Regions from separate parts of the Homo sapiens genome. Here region 2 is linked to region 1. Evidence: chromatin loops called from intact Hi-C (ENCODE). Cell type or tissue: B cell. All regions are shown on one strand. Links, peaks and the distances in the headings refer to the core of each region. The heading gives the core; the rest is flanking DNA. Region 1 overlaps LCOR (ligand dependent nuclear receptor corepressor). Region 2 has its middle 45 kb from the start of PIK3AP1.

What was found. Hi-C counts contacts between places; a loop is a spot of excess contacts. Peaks named below come from ENCODE experiments on the same cell type or tissue, not always from the same donor. Only the 100,000 strongest peaks of a DNase experiment are listed, where the experiment ranks them.
Region 2: a loop joins it to region 1, with 13 times the contacts of the local background. A loop is called at or near these places in 3 of 110 quality-filtered maps.

The regions. Positions count from the first base shown.
Region 1 is chr10:96,909,050-96,911,966 of GRCh38, reverse strand. The region is part of intron 4 of LCOR (ligand dependent nuclear receptor corepressor); the gene reads right to left. Among named protein-coding and RNA genes, the nearest start is that of LCOR, 78 kb to the right of the region's middle. In B cell, for the core only: CTCF peaks have their summits at 1,071 and 1,274 (motif pointing left); a DNase peak (open chromatin) is centred at 1,256; H3K27ac peaks cover 1,182 bases.
Region 2 is chr10:96,764,155-96,767,071 of GRCh38, reverse strand. No RefSeq gene overlaps it. Among named protein-coding and RNA genes, the nearest start is that of PIK3AP1, 45 kb to the right of the region's middle. RefSeq lists a silencer at 1,097-1,186. In B cell, for the core only: CTCF peaks have their summits at 1,032 and 1,242 (motif pointing left); DNase peaks (open chromatin) are centred at 1,221 and 2,551; H3K27ac peaks cover 2,275 bases.

The DNA of each region.
Region 1 (2,917 bases), core at 225-2,724:
GTGAGACTCCATCTCACAAAAAAAAAGAAAGAAAGAAAAGAAAAGCCTCATGAATAAGCAGTACACAGAGAATTGTGTATAAATGTAAACACTCAAAACAGCTATTATAATTTTCCAAGTTTATTAAGCTTCCTGACTTCTTAGTCACTCATTTAATAAATATTTTAGAGTGCCTACTTTATGCCCATAAAACAGAAAATGGGAGGAAGGAAAGAAGTAAGCAGGTAACTGAGGCAGTCAGGCAGTCAGTCAGTCAGTCACTCACAGATTCCTAACATAGCTAGAATTGGTCATTTCAAATACACTTTCCCTCTTTCCAACTGAGAAATTTCCAACTGAGGATTCCCTCCCTCTTTCCAACTGAATTCCAAGACCTACTTAATTCTTGCTCTCCACTTTCCATGTTCCTGCTCCTACTGTTATCAAAATGCATCTAAAAACATGGATCAAATCCCAGCTATGTAATTTTGCCCATAACTGAACATCTCTGACCCTTTCCTTTTCTTTATTTATAAAACTAGGATGCCTTTAATCAACTTTATAGGATTGTTTTGAAGATTAAATAGGAGTGGCAGGGCGTGGTGGCTCACGCTGTAATCCCAGCACTCTGGGAGGCTGAGGCGAGTGGATCACTTGAGGTCAGGGGTTCAAGACCAGCCTGGCCAACACGGTAAAACCCTGTCTCTACTAAAAATACAAAACTTAGCTGGGCGTGTTGGTGCACGCCTGTAGTTCCAGCTACTCAGGAGGCTAAGGCATGAGAATCGCTTGAACCCAGGAGGTAGAGGCTGCAGTGAGCCAAGATGACACCACTGCACCCCAGCCTGGGCAACAGAGCAAGACCCTGTCTCAAAAAAAAAAAAAAAAAAAAAAGGGAACATGTAAAAATAACTGGCACATAGTAGATGCTCAGAACATGTTAGTTGCCTTTCCCTTACAATTACATTCTCTAACTTCTGCGCGATCCTGAAGTGCAGTTCAAAAATTTTTACTAATCTCTAGGTGAATCCCTGTTCTACTTCCCAAAGAGGCTACTTCGTATTTTTCACCTACGTGTTTTTAAAGGTAAATATAAATAATGTATTTGCTTTATCCATTCTACAGAGTTAGTATTTACTGAAAATCCAACTAGCTAAAAGTATGCATAGCTGCTGCTTCCCAAATATCAGGTCAATATTTCTAAGTGCTTTTCCAAATACTACCTAGATTATCTCACCATGCCAATCTCAAACTCAAGATCCAGTACCATGCTCTATGCTGCCACCTATTGGCTATTACCATATTCTCCAGATAGTTCTTTCTATTTTAGAATCTTAAGCCAGCCTTAAAATGCAAGCCTCAGTCCAACGGATATAATACATTTCCAAAAAACAAAACAAAAAAAATACTTAATTTCCAGACTCTAGTCCTTCTCGGACAAGATGCTCCAAGTGACTGCAAAGAGTTCCAATATAAACACTTTAAGTCTAACACAACTAAAGAAATACTGTAAATCTGACAATTCACATGATATAGGCTTTCTCTTTTACTATTTTCCATTACAGATGTATGACTGTCTCCGAAAATAATAAATGCCAAAGACAGGATATAGTATCTAACGGAGAAAAATAGCTTTCCCAGAACCAGCTGAGCTGTCAAATGGAAAAATTATTTCTATTTAGAAAACCAACTAAAAACTGTAGAACTACAAACAGTAAAACAGTTGTTTTAAGTGCTTCACCATTTCATGACTTTCTCTATCTGTATTTTCTTCTAAAAATATTCACACAAGCTGGGTATGGTGGCATGTACCTGTAGTCCTAGCTACTTGGAAGGTTGAAGAAGCAGGATCACTTAAGTCCAGCCTGGGCAACACAGTGATACCCTGTCTCTTAAAAAAAATTCATACAATATTTTACCCTCATACAGCAAAGGAAAACTCTCAATCATATTACAAGAATATACTATATACAACTACCAAGCATAGAATGGCTCTCTTCCTCATCCTAACCTGAAAAAAAAATTAGTAACTGTTTCTTCTTTTTATTTTTCAAAAATTCCTATTAAATGGCTTGCTCAATAAAGAGCCACCAGAGACACACACACACACACAGAGTTTAAAATTATGAACTTCAATTTCACTGGAAGTTTAACTCAAAACAATGTTGCTTTCTTTTCTAGTCTCTCTTTTTGGAGCCAGATTAAATTTTAAAACACGTTCTTCCTCAATTCAACAAAAACAGACCATTCCAAATAGAGCAACAACTTTTTCATGTAGAAAACAAGAAAAAGAAGCCATACAAGAAGAACATGAAAAAGCACTTATGTTGGCTACACGTTGGCTTTCAAATTTTAAAGCAACTTGCCAACACAGATAAATAGTGATACAATGGTTATATGCAGGGGTACAAGGAAGCATACAGCATGGTCTGTCTAGTTTTTAGCAGTTGACAATGTAGTAAGGAACAAAAGATTCAAATATGAAAAAGGATGAACAAAATAAGGCAGAATATTAACTGACAAGTAATTGGCACAGATAATATTGACAACAGTGTGAAAGGCTGAAACAGCAATAGAAGCAGAGGAACGATGGGGCTTAAGAGTAAAAACAAAGGAATTTCTAGCTATAGAGAAATAGCTTAGTTGAAAGAAAACTGTATAGAAGACAAGTGGGATATCATTAGAAAGAAAAGTGGTTAAAATGTGGAGGGTACTGAGGCACTGTTAGGCTAATGAATCCAGAAGACAATGAGAAAGTCATCAAAGGCTAAGTATAAGGTAACATTTCTACACCATTTGAGGGGTGAGGGTTGGGAGGAGTTTAACCTTGTAGGAATATTTAAGAGACTGAAGAAGACTAAGAGAGAACTATAGTAATGATTGTGGAAATGAAAAAAAATGAAATTCGTTGTGAGGGAAAAACTGATAAAATCTGGTC
Region 2 (2,917 bases), core at 90-2,589, 140 kb after region 1:
TTTTTTTTTTTTTTTTTTTTGAGACGGGAGTCTCGCTCTGTCCGCCAGGCTGGAGTGCAGTGGCGCCATCTCGGCTCACTGCAAGCTCCGCCTTCCAGGTTCACGCCATTCTCCTGCCTCAGCCTCCCGAGTAGCTGGGACTACAGGCGCCGGCCACCACGCCCGGCTAATTTTTTGTATTTTTAGCAGAGACAGGGTTTCACTGTGTTAGCCAGGATGGTCTCAATCTTCTGACCTCGTGATCCGCCTTTCTCGGCCTCTGAAAGTGCTGCGATTATAGGCGTGAGCCACGGCGCCCGGCCTTTGGCCTCATAATTCTTTATTTCCTTCCTAGGTCTCTTATTACTTTTAATATTTACCCAACCTTTTTGAGTCATCCATAATGAATGTATAGTTCATTTGATTTGATTTGATTTATTTTTTTGAGATGGAGTCTCGCTCTGTCACCCAGACTGGAGTTCAGTGGTGTGATCTTGTCCCACTGCAGCCTCCACCTCCTGGGTTCTAGTGATTCTCCTGCCTTAGCCTCCCAGGTAGCTGGGAGTACAAGCACGTGCCACCACACTTGGCTAATTTTTGTATTTCTAGTAGAGACGGAGTTTCACCATGTTGACCAGGCTGGTCTCAAACTCCTGACTTCAGGGGATCTGCCCGCCTCGGACTCCCAAAGTGCTAGGATTGCAGGAGTGAGCCACTGCGTCTGGCCATGAATGTATAGTTCAAATACCTAGTCCACTGACCTTGCCTTTTAAAACAGTTGTGTCTGGGCTCAGTGGCTCAGGCCTGTAATCTCAGCACTTTGGGAGGCCAAAGCAGGAGGATTGCTTGAGTACAGGAGTTCGAGACCAGCCTGGGCAACATAGTGAGACCCTGTTTCTTCGAAAAATAAAAAAAATTAGCCAGGCGTGGTGATGCCTGCCTGTAATCTTAGTCCTTTGGGAGGCTGAGGCAGGAGGATCACCTGGGCCTGGAAGGTTGAGGCTGCAGTGAGCTATGACTGTGCCACTGCACTCCAGCCTGGGCAACAGAGAGATCCTGTTTCAAAAAAAAAATTAGTCCTCAATTCATTAGGAGTGTGGTTTACATGAATCGCCAGTAAAAGGAACATAGGGCTTGAATAGGCACTTATCTTTACCTGTATCTCACTGCCAGGGTGAAATCTAAAGCATTTATCACTAGTCCGGCTGAGGCACCTTCAGAACAGATGTTGGTGTAGGGTTGGAGCCCCCTGCTGGCAGCCTCCTGCTGTGCGTGACATTACTCCTTTGGGGGAGTCTCAAACGGGGACCCAGGAAGTTACAGGGAAGGGATGATAAAGGCCACTTGGAAGAACTGGGCAGTGACTGTTGATTAACAGTACGTAAAAGTAAGTAAAGGTGTTTCCATTTTAATGCAGCACATGCTGTCTTATTCCCCTGGGAAGACAAGCCTGGTACAAGGAACTGTGTGTGTAGTTTACTGTGGACAGTGGTGATACCAGGGAGCAGGGGTGGAGACTAAGGAAACTGACCAGGGAAGAAGGAAAACCAAGCCAGTCACATTGGTGACTGCAGTGGGCACGGGGGCTTCCATCCCAACAGCAACTTCTGAGGAGTTGTATACAGATAGTGCCTCAAACTGACCACCCAATGGATGAAAGGCAGAAGTTGTAAGTGTTCCCCCATGAACTCCCATCTAGCATTGACAGAGGGTCATCTTGAAGGTTGTAACGCCCTTGCGCTTGTAGGTTTCACATCAGCGAGTGCCGGGGTGCTCCCGCAGGCACGTCGCACCACAGCATCGGAGAACCTTGCGGGGTCAGGGGAAGATGTACAGCGCATGCTTGAGGTGAGGCAGGGCCACAGGAGGTGAGTTGAAGCCTGCATAGAATTGTGTCCTCAAATAATAGCAGGAATCGAGGTGTGGCCAAGAGGATCCAAGGCAGTGCGTGGAGCACCCAACACTTAGGCATTCCTCAAGAACCTTGTGTTCGGCAAAATCAAGCAGTAAGAGTAATAGGGCTTATGGGGAAAATAGGGTTAGAGGCAGATCACTCGTAATCTGTGGAAATCTGTAACCAGAATGCTAATAAAAATAGTGGTTTGCACATAAGGAGATAACTTGGACTGCCCAGACTGCCTCAGTGTGGCTGGAGACTGTCACAGTAGATATTTAAAATGTTCAATGTGATAGAGTGGGAACATGCTGGCAACACTTTAATTAGAGCTGGTCTGGCAAGTGTTGAAAGAGTGCAGATGGTGGTGGGCTCTGAGTGCTAGTCAGGTGGATCCAGGAAGCAGTGCAACCTGGCTGAGAGCTGGGGAAAAGGGCCCTGGGTGTGTGTGCTCATTGCCATTTTCCTAAAATACAGCTGAAAGGGCTCATGCAATTAGTGTAGCAGCTGAGCTGAGCGCTTCTTCCTTCCCTGATGATGGCTATAATTTTACTTCTGCAGTGAGCTGATTCCCATAACAGAAATGTGCATTCTAGCAGAACAAATGTCTTTCTGGGTCTCACTGTATGGTGAGACTGTGGTGCATACTGATTAAGTATTGGCCCATTTCACTGCTCCCGTGGGCTTGGCTTGCTCCATGCTGATACCGCACTTCCTCATTTCAGCCCTCAGACTCTGAGCCATTGCCCACCAGGTTTCCAGATGCAGTACCCTCTGTAGCTCCTCACCTGCCATTTCGAATCCTGTTTATTGACAGGTGTTAATGTGGACAGCCTATTTATTAATGAACTTCTCCGGCTTAATTTATAAGCCTTTCTCCTCCCATGAGAATGTTCCCCATTTCCCTCATAACTGCCCCCATGAGAATCCCTGATGAGTGAGCTCTGGTGCTTGGACTCCATCTCCCTCTCTTGCTTCAGATGTACCCATTATACATCAAAATGAGCTGCATAGGAGGCCAGCTGCCTCCTGTAATCCCAGTGG